4 separate regions of the Homo sapiens genome follow, and all the other regions are linked to region 1. Evidence: chromatin loops called from intact Hi-C (ENCODE). Cell type or tissue: IMR-90. All regions are shown on one strand.

Region 1 (2,500 bases):
CCTCGCTATTATGTACTGATCTAAAAATATAAGTACCCTTAATAAGTTTTTCCTGTGGGAAAACATGTTAAGAGTCTCAAACAACCAATTTACACACTTCTGAATGATAATTCAAAGGTTAACAACTGTCCATGCAAGCAAGACAGGTAAAAGATACAAAAAGACTCCAAAATATATGGTAGTGTCTATAATCTTTAATCTTACCAGATTCAACACACACAGAAATGGACGGAAATTATTTCTTTTGACATTAAAGTTAACAGATTCTTACCTACATTTTCTTTAAGGATTCTAGCACATTTTAAAAATATATATTCTACAACAAAAACACTCTTAGTCCTAAAATTATCACAATTGAGGGTTGTAGAGCTTGTACTCAAAATTAGCATTTTTAAAGCCAACATCAACAAATTTGTAATTAAAATATAAATTATCAAAAGTAAACTTGTTTACTTCTTATCAAAAGAATATAATTAAAAACAAACAAACTCTTCTAAGTACTAAGTGGGTCTGTTCAAATGTAGCATTTAGTTTTCACCTATAATATTTTTTATTAAGTAACTTGCAGGGTTAAATCTAACCAATCATAACTGTTTTAGAGAAAGAAGGCAGAAATACTATCTTCACCACATTACCTTCACCTTTCGTTTTACTTCATAGGGATTAACAATTTCCACTCGAGTATTTTTCCAAATTGCTGAGGTAGAGAGACCCATTGTTAAATCTCTACAATACCTAAAACATACTGCAAACAATAAAAAAACCATATGTGGTAATTACAATTTAAAACATACTACATTCAAAGTTAACAGAAATAATAAAATAGTAGGCATGCAAAAGGATTCCCACCTCCCATCCCATCCTTATATCAAAGCATTTAACTGTTTTTATAAACTAAATGCCTATAAGTTCAGTAAGTTACATACATGAATATAACAAAGTTCCTCTCCCCTTCAATAGACTTGCTAGACAATTGTGCAAACAGTTAGCATTCCCACATTTCAACAAGAAAGGAACGCCTATTCATTTATCTTGTTCTTACGAGATGTAAAATATTAAAACGTATATTGGAATTGCTTGGTTTACTAGTAAAATATTTCCTGTAAGTATAGAGGGTTCAGATTTAGGGTACTTCTGAATTTATTTCCACTATATTCCTTACCACATGTTATTCTAGCATGTAATCTTAACCCCAGTTTAGTTGATAAATAACAAAAAAATTTAAAGAAAAAAAAACAAGGTAATCATACAACAGCCAAATGTGTATTTTTTTTAAATGGAGCAAGTACTTGAAGACAAAGTTGCACCCTTTAGATGTCGAGGATTGAGAGTCTTACCTCAAAATATCCTACTGTGAATCAATTTCACCAACTATTTTTAGGAGGTGTATGGTGGCCTCTACTGGAGTAGTACGCAGTCGATTAAGTTATCAGAAAAGGATCCAACTTTCTATCACAAAAGACACGTTTTTGTGTTTAAATGCTGCCCGCTTTTATAACAACAATAAAAACAAAGCACCTGTGTACATCTAAGTTCTCACTGCACAGCTGACCAAAGCCCAACCAGAACAGTTTCAGAGTAAGAAGAGTGGGAAGAGAGGTGAACCAAAGTATTTTGGTTGAACCTCGCTAAGTCTTACCAAAGATTCGACTTATTTATAAGGGCTGGGGTTTACTTTGCGTCTTCTTTTACAGACCAACGGGGCAGGGACAGCGGTTGTGGAAAGGAGAAGGGGTGGAGCAAGAGTGCAGTAGAATCAAGGGGACCTGAGAGGAAGCAGTAGAACATCACCTGAAACCTGGCGACTGGAGATAGGTCGCCAGTGTATCTCGACATGGGTCATTACAAGGAACCATAACAAGCCACAGAGAAACGAGAAAGCTGTTACCAGGGAACACTCGTGCCTATGTGCAAATGTCCCCAGAGTTACTTAGTCACCTTGGTGTGTTTGTTGCACTGGGTTCGTAAAGCGTCCGGGGTTCAACAGCGAGCTGGAGTCCGCAGCTGTCCCCCAAAATGTTCCCAGCCAGCAAACTAGGCGCGGCGGAGAAAAAGGGACGCGCGGAGTCAGGCACAGCACCCCGCCAGTCCCCCAGTTCCCCTTCGGGTCGGAAAGTGAAGAAACTTAGTCACAACAACTCTGGCGTGGCCCGCCAGGCAGGCGCTCCGCCCAAGGCCGAGCCCGGGCCCAGGCTGCACTCACTCCGCAAGCCCGAGCCCGCCGTCTCATCCCCGCCCGCTCCCCAGCGAAAGGGCAGTGGAGGCAGCATCAAGGGGGCTTGCCCGGGAGCCCGCTTCCCGGCCCTACGCCTCTCCTCTCTCCGTCCCCAGCCAAGGTCTTGAGGGGAAGGAGGCGGGGGTTGGCTCCAGCCCGTCTTGGCCACCACACTAACCTCGCCGCTGCTCGCGCCGCCGCCGCTGAACACTTCCATTTCTCGGTCCCAGGGCTCGTCCTGAGGAGCGAATGGTAGCATCTCCCCTTCAGGAGCACTCAAACAGG
Region 2 (2,500 bases), 270 kb before region 1:
CAAGAGTGAGGTGGTATCGCCTTGTGGTTTTGATTTGCATTTCTCTGATCATTAGTGAGGTTGAGCATTTTTTCATGTTTGTTGGCCATTTGTGTATCTTCTTTAGAGAATTGTCTATTCATATCCTTAGCCCACATTTTGATGGTATTGTTTTTTTCTTTGCTAATTTGTTTGGGTTTGTTGTAGATTCTGGATATTTGTCCTTTGTCAGATGTATAGATTGTGAAGAGTTTCTCTCACTCTGTAGGTTGTCTCTTTACTCTGCTGACTGTTCCTTTTGCTGTGCAAAAGCTTTTTAAATCAGTTAAGTTCCAGCTATTTATCTTTGTTTTAATTGCTTATTTTTCATCTGCATCTCCTCTTTATTGAAGTATCTATTTAATTATTTGATTCATTTATACTGGGTTATTTGTTTTGTCATTATTGAGCTCTGAGAACTTGATTTTCATATTCTGGATGCAGATCCTTTATAATCCATGAGTTTGCAAACACTTTATCTCCATATATGGCTTCTCTTTTTATTCTATCAACAATGTCTTTCAAAGAGAAGTCATTTTTAATTTTGATAATGCCCAATTTGTCATTGTATCTTCTAACAGATAATGCTATTGGTGTCATATATGAAAATCCTTTGCATAATTCAAGATAAGAAAAACTTTTTCTGTTATATTTTAGAAGTTTTATGGTTTAAGTTTACATTTATAACTATGATTTATTTCAAGTTAATTTTTGTATATGCTATAAGGTGACGGTCAAGGTTTATATTTTTCATACAAATATTCCAGAATCACTATTTGTATGTAAAAAAGGTATTCATCTGAGGTTCCTTTGCACCTTTGTCAAAAACAGTTGCCTGATCAGCAAGATGACAGACTAAGTAGCTCCAGGTCTTTATTCCCCCCACAGAGGCACCAGGATAACAACTAAATGTAGACAAGAATACCTTTTTGAGAATTCTAGAAAACAGCTGAAAAGCTAAGGCACACAAGTTGACACAAAACTAACAAGAAATTTTAGTGAAAGGGGTAGAAAACTTTACAACTGGAAGGAAATCTCCCATACTAGGGCCCATCTTTCAGGATGAAAACAAAAGAGTGGACCATGTATCCAATGTTCTGGTTTGTCTAGGGATTACTAGAGTGATTGCTTTTTATTTTGCCTGACACAGTACTGAATAGATTGGAGACCTAGTTTGGGAGTCATTGAAAACAGTTGCGCACCCAGCAGGTTAGGACTGCAGCTCCTCAGGCAAACACCAGAGGGAGCAAGAGATTACACCAGAAGAAGCAAGGGCAGACAGTTCAGGAAATTTGAGTCTGTTAAAATCACATGCACAAGCCCAAAAATGACACATTTTCAGAAAATATTTGAGAGTTCATAGAACCTCTAACAGGCTGATTAGCGAATGTTGTCCCCTGTACAAAGCTATACTTTAAATACTGGGAGAGATGGTGGTTTTCTAATGCCCAAATCTCAACAAAAGATTATAAGGTATACAAAAAAAAAAAAAAAAAACAAAAAACAAAAAACAGGAAAACATGGATCAATGAAAGGAACAAAATAAAACTCAAGAAACCTACCTAAAGAAATGCAGCTCTATGAGCTACCTCACAATAGATGTAAAATAACTGTGTTAAAGATGCTTGACAAGGTAAAAGAAAACATTTTTTTTGAGTTAATATACATTATATGTAGGCTGTATTTTTTTAATTTTATTATTATTATACTTTAAGTTTTAGGGTACATGTGCACAATGTGCAGGTTAGTTACATATGTATACATGTGTCATGCTGGTGTGCTGCACCTATTAACTCGTCATTTAGCATTAGGTATATCTCCTAATGCTATCCCTCCCCCCTCCCCCCACCCCACAACAGTCCCCAGAGTGTGATGTTCCCCTTCCTGTGTCCATGTGTTCTCATTGTTCAATTCCCACCTATGAGTGAGAACATGCGGGGTTTGGTTTTTTGTCCTTGCAATAGTTTACTGAGAATGATGATTTCCAATTTCATCCATGTCCCTACAAAGGACATGAACTCATCAGTTTTTATGGCTGCATAGTATTCCATGGTGTATATGTGCCACATTTTCTTAATCCAGTCTATCATTGTTGGACATTTGGGTTGGTTCCAAGTCTTTGCTATTGTGAATAGAGCCACAATAAACATACGTGTGCATGTGTCTTTATAGCAGCATGATTTATAGTCCTTTGGGTATATACCCAGTAATGGGATGGCTGGGTCAAATGGTATTTCTAGCTCTAGATCCCTGAGGAATCGCCACACTGACTTCCACAATGGTTGAACTAGTTTACAGTCCCACCAACAGTGTAAAAGTGTTCCTATTTCTCCACATCCTCTCCAGCACCTGTTGTTTCCTGACTTTTTAATGATCGCCATTCTAACTGGTGTGAGATGGTATCTCATTGTGGTTTTGATTTGCATTTCTCTGATGGCCAGTGATGGTGAGCATTTTTTCATGTGTTTTTTGGCTGCATAAA
Region 3 (2,500 bases), 320 kb after region 1:
CCACAATGGACTTCATTCTGAGTCTTTCCAAAGAATTTAAGGTTCAAAATCATTGTCACCTCAAATCAGAGCTCCTTTAAGATTAAAAGTTAGATTCATTTGAATAATTAGTGTTTATTTTTCCAAACAGTTTCTTATCTGATAAACTTCTATTTCACAAATTCTTCTAGAGTTCATTCCGTTATTCAACATCTAATATCTGGAAATTTAGAATGTGCCTTCTCAAATTTATAAGGCTCATTTTGAAGCTGGATTTACTCAGTAGGCCAGTTTAAACTAAATGGCAGATCTCTCCCCATCAACTGGTGCTTGAAACATCACAAGGCCTGGGATGTTCCCTGGGTCTCTACTTTCCAAATTCAGCACAGAAATGGCTCAGCCCCACCTCTTCCAGTGAAACCGAAACAGCGCCTGTGCAAACTCCACGCCTATTCTCCTCACAGTGACCCACCCCGCCCCCACCAAGGTGCTAATGCGCAGGCGCTACGCTCTCAGTGCCTTTGAGTAGGGCTGTGAGAAATCTACTGTCCAGTGAAATCTAGAAGTGGTAGAATTCAATCCCCTCCTTTCTTCGGAGGCAGAGGCGCCACTTCCTCCTACTACCCGTCCAGAAGCGCGTCCCAAACATCGCTCTCTCTCCGAGCAAGGTCCTTCGCTCTCTGGCAATCCCCATTGTATCCCTATCCGCAGCTCGTTTCTAATCTCACTCAGCCGCCAGCCTTCGCTAGGAGGATAGAGGCACTTGGCTCCCTAGGATCCGCACCAGTTTTTTGTCTGCCTGTTTAGGCCACGGAACCTATGGACCCCCCCACCCCCAACCTCGCCCCAAACTAGGAAAAGCATTATCCCGGTGCTTTGCCCTCCCTCCTTCGCCCTTCTCACCCACTTAGTGTTGAGTGCTTACCTCGGGTGTGGTGCGGTTACGAAAGGAATCAGCGGAACCCAGATCAGGCCGCTGCTGGGGCAGGCGGATTCAGCGAGATTTTTCCTGGGTCTCCAGTGCCGCTTCAGACAATGAAATCAGCGTGTCCGATCATCAATTCTCATCATGATCGTGACGTCACAAAAGACAGCGGCCAATGGGAGCCTGCGATCAGCTCAGGACAGTCCCTGGCCTCAGCCCAGAACCCAAGAGTTGGGAGGGGGGAAGAGAGATGGCTGCCTGCAACTGGACTGCCTCTTCCTCACACAAATCAGCTACATCTACGGCCAGGGCTCTCTATACCTTCCTGAATAGCTGTGAACACCGAGCATCCCTGTGACTATAGTAGTTACATGCCAGCCATTTGAGCAGGTGCTGCCTGGCCTTCCAACTTGACATTGGGTTTTAACAAAATTGTTACATGCTGCCAAAATCAAATGATAGCATAAGGAAATACAGTCCTTTGTGGTCAGTGTTCGATTGACAGGTAAATATTCAGTTTTACTAAAATCAATAAGGTGTCCATCGAGCCTTTAGAATTTTACAGTAAAAGCAAGTGTACTATTATACGTGACTGGTTGGCTCTGATGACTGAGGAAAGAAACTATGGTTTTTATTCATCCAACCTCAATTCCTATTCTGGCAGAAGCTTCTTGGGTGATCACCATTATACCATTCCAGAAAAGAAGTCAAGCCACATGTTACATCATTTAACAGTCACTTGATATACTTCCCAGATTTGCTGGATGCCATGAGAGATATAGAATTCATTGATTCTCTGCTATCATAGAACTTGCAACATCGTTTGGAAGACAAGATTAGCACACAGTAAATATTCACAACAATAAAATAAAGTACATGATCATGTGCTCAGTCATTAACTACAGACAAGAGCTACATTATTTAATTATTGGAGACATCAGTGAGGTGAAAAGTCAGGGAAGCATTTTATGTAATTAAAACTTGAGATGGTTCTTGAATGGTGGATAAGAGCAGATGGAAGTCACCGTCTTAAAGGGGAAAGATAGGCAAAGGTAGAGACGTATAAATTCATATGATGTGAGGAAGCCCATGATGAAATCAGCTTGACAAATAGAGGGCATATGCTGAGGACTAGTGGTAGATGGAATTGGCTAATAATAAAAGCCTTTGAAAATAGGCAGATAACTTTTATTTGATTAAAAGCCACCAAAAGCCATAAAGCATGTGACCTCAATCCTCTATAGTCAATTATCTACAGAGGAGTTTAGGTGATTTTTTAAAACAAAAGCCAGATTATGCTCAACTTCAGATTGTTCAATGGTTTCCTTTCACATATACAATAAAATGCAGATTTCTTACCATGTCCTCAAAGCCCTAAATGATCTGGCCTCCGCCATCTTTCTGACCTCACCTCCTGTCACTCAGCCACTAATTCACAAATATATTAATCTTCTATTTCTCAAACAAGTCAAGCTCATGTCCACAGCAGTGACCCTGTACTGTTGTACTGTCTGATCTTTATATGACTTACTCCATCACTTGATTGAAATCTTTGCTCAAATGCAACCTCTTTAAAGAGGTTTTCCTATTTAAAAT
Region 4 (2,500 bases), 140 kb before region 1:
AACTCCTTTAGTGTTTGCTTAAGTGGAAAAGGTTTTATTTCTCTTTTATTTATAAAGCTTAGTTTAGCTGAAACAATATTCTTGGCTGAAATTTTTTCTTTTAGAACGCTGGAAGTAGAAACCCAGTCTCTTCTGTTTTTCTTTTAGGTTTTTGCTGAGAAATCCACTGTCAGTCTGATAAGACTTCCTTCATTGGTGATTAGACACTTCTTTCTTGCTGCTTTTGGATTTTTTTTTCCTTCACATTGATTTTGGGTAGAATGAAGGCAATATACCTTGATGAGGTTCTTCTTGCAATATATCTTCCAGGAGTTCAGGTGTTCTCTGAGCTTCTTGCATCTGGAATTCTAAAACTCTGGCAAGACCAGGGAAATTTTCTTGAATTATTTCCTTCAATAGGTTTTTTATACTTTTTATTTTTTTCTCCCTATGGAATACCTGTAAATCATACTTTGGATACTTTGCATAATCCCGTATTTCACAAATGCTTTGTTCATTTTTAAAAATTGTTTTTCTTTATTTTTATCTGACTGGGTTAATTCAAAACACCTGTCTTCCAGCTCTGAAATTCCTTCATCTGTTTAGTCTAGCATATTTTTAAAGCTTTAACATGTGTTTTATAATTTCTTCAAAATTTTTTTGTTTCTATAAATTCTGTTTTCATTTAAAAATATTTATGTCTTCTTTCATATTCTGAATTGTTATTCTGATTTCTTTGTGTTGGTTTTTAACTTTCTCTTGGATCTCACTGAGTTTCCTTCCAATCCATATTTTGAATTCTTTATCTCTTATTTCAGAATTCTCATTTTGATTAGATCTATTGCTAGAGAGGTGGTGATGCTTTGTGGGGATCATAACACTATGTTTTTTCATACTGCCAGAGTTCTTACACTGGTTCCTTCTCACTGTAAAAGCTGTCTCTTCTTATTTTTTAATTTACTTTCATTTCCCTGGAATATGTGACTATAATGTTTGTTGTGCATGGTCATTTGGCTTCACTCATTATAGATAGGTGTTGTGGAGTGGCTTTCTCAAATGTTTCATGTACTAGTGATTTACTGGGCATATGAGCAGGCACGCTGACTTCTGAAGTACCAGGATTGTGGAGGTCTCAGAAAGCTTCTTTCTTTCCTTAGTACTGTGTGCTTGTGTCAGCAGGTTTTGTATTGGGTTGTGCAGTTTAATTTGTAGGCCAGTAGGTGGCGCCCATGGTAAACGCCACCTGCAGCTGAAACAGATGGGTATGTGTTTGATCTTTGTTTATTGGGAGGTGCGCTGTTGTTTCAGGTGATGGGTGCTGGGCGGGTCTGTGGAATGCTCTGGTGCCCTGAGTTCTTGTCCCCTCACACCTCAGGATGGGCTTGAGAGACAAAGATAGAGCTGGACTACCATGCTTGCCCACAAATACGCCAATGACAAGCAGCGTAGGCACCAACCCTGATGGGGGTGGCAGTGGAAGTTCTTTTTGAAATGTACCAAGGTCTCCACACAGTGGGAGGGTGGGCACCAGCTTAACATCCAAGGGAAGAAGGGATAAGATCTGTTTTTCTATCCTACCTCTGTCCCAGGAATCATGACTCTTAATTCAGTCAGACACTGTAGTCTATCTCTAGGCCACAATGCAGCTAATAGCCACAGAAAATGATTGTCTCACAGTTCTTCATGGAAATGGCTTCAGGGAGAATCCTCTTTCCTAAGCATAATACAAATATCTTTGTGGGTCACCTTTTCTCCAATGCAGGAACACTGCTGCTTTGTGTAGAGACAGAAAAAGGCTGTACATTTTGGCACATGCGGGTTGGTGCCAGCTGTGATGGTGTTGGCTGTTTGGGTCAGTCTGACCTCAGATGTTTGGGGGAGTGATCAGGTGCCAGTGGTGATAAAGTGGTCTAGGCAATCCCTCAGTCTCCAGGCCCCCAAATAGTATGTTCTGTCCCAGAGGGACTAGATCAGGGACTGGACTAGTAGACTTTTCTTCACGTGCTGATTGTAATAGGGACAGGTGGACTGGTTGCCAAGATACCAGTAGAATGCTCAGGCAGGAGAAGAGTAGCTGCACTGCAGGCTCACCACCAGGGAAGGCAGACCCCTCTCACTCAGAGCTATACAGGCAGGCAGCTGTGCAGAGGCATGACTTGCTCACACCTCTGTCTGGCCGCAGTGGTGACAGTATCTGTCCCTGGTGTGTGTGTGAAGGTGCCTGGTCTCCCCACTCCCCTCCAAGCCCACTGGTGACAGCAGTGGCAGTGTCAGCAGCAGCCCCAGGGCAGAACACAGGCAGATGGGACTGTCAGGGTGGTGCTGGGCAGCAGCTGTTCAGGGCTTAAGAGTTATAGGACTCTAAGTGAATTCAAACAATTACTATGTGCAACTTACAGGCAGCTTCCCATGTTTATCTGGAGGCCTGTGGGAGTCAAAAAGCTCTCCGGTAATTATGATTATAAAACTTCATGGCAAAAGTGTGGAGCACTGAGTGTGAGCACCCCTTCTCAATGTCAGG

What was found. Hi-C counts contacts between places; a loop is a spot of excess contacts. Peaks named below come from ENCODE experiments on the same cell type or tissue, not always from the same donor. Only the 100,000 strongest peaks of a DNase experiment are listed, where the experiment ranks them.
Region 2: a loop joins it to region 1, with 29 times the contacts of the local background. A loop is called at or near these places in 2 of 110 quality-filtered maps.
Region 3: it touches region 1 in a loop (2.0-fold over the local background); 3 of 110 quality-filtered maps call a loop at or near these places.
Region 4: a loop joins it to region 1, with 17 times the contacts of the local background. A loop is called at or near these places in 9 of 110 quality-filtered maps.

What each region holds. Positions count from the first base shown.
Region 1 is chrX:84,185,426-84,187,925 of GRCh38, forward strand. It overlaps RPS6KA6 (ribosomal protein S6 kinase A6), which reads right to left. Exons shown (of 22, transcript NM_014496.5): 1 at 2,394-2,500. The coding sequence starts at 2,474. Among named protein-coding and RNA genes, the nearest start is that of RPS6KA6, 1.5 kb to the right of the region's middle. In IMR-90, a CTCF peak has its summit at 1,404 (motif pointing left); no DNase peak of the experiment used is centred here; H3K4me3 peaks cover 1,175 bases; H3K27ac peaks cover 535 bases.
Region 2 is chrX:83,915,466-83,917,965 of GRCh38, forward strand. No RefSeq gene overlaps it. Among named protein-coding and RNA genes, the nearest start is that of CYLC1, 56 kb to the left of the region's middle. In IMR-90, a CTCF peak has its summit at 1,252 (motif pointing right); no DNase peak of the experiment used is centred here.
Region 3 is chrX:84,501,438-84,503,937 of GRCh38, forward strand. HDX (highly divergent homeobox) reads right to left here and starts at 1,016. Exons shown (of 11, transcript NM_001177479.2): 1 at 905-1,016. RefSeq lists a silencer at 1,040-1,189. In IMR-90, no CTCF peak of the experiment used is centred here; DNase peaks (open chromatin) are centred at 454 and 1,074; H3K4me3 peaks cover 1,156 bases; H3K27ac peaks cover 806 bases.
Region 4 is chrX:84,045,389-84,047,888 of GRCh38, forward strand. No RefSeq gene overlaps it. Among named protein-coding and RNA genes, the nearest start is that of RPS6KA6, 140 kb to the right of the region's middle. RefSeq lists an enhancer at 995-1,561. In IMR-90, a CTCF peak has its summit at 1,192 (motif pointing right); no DNase peak of the experiment used is centred here; H3K27me3 peaks cover 207 bases.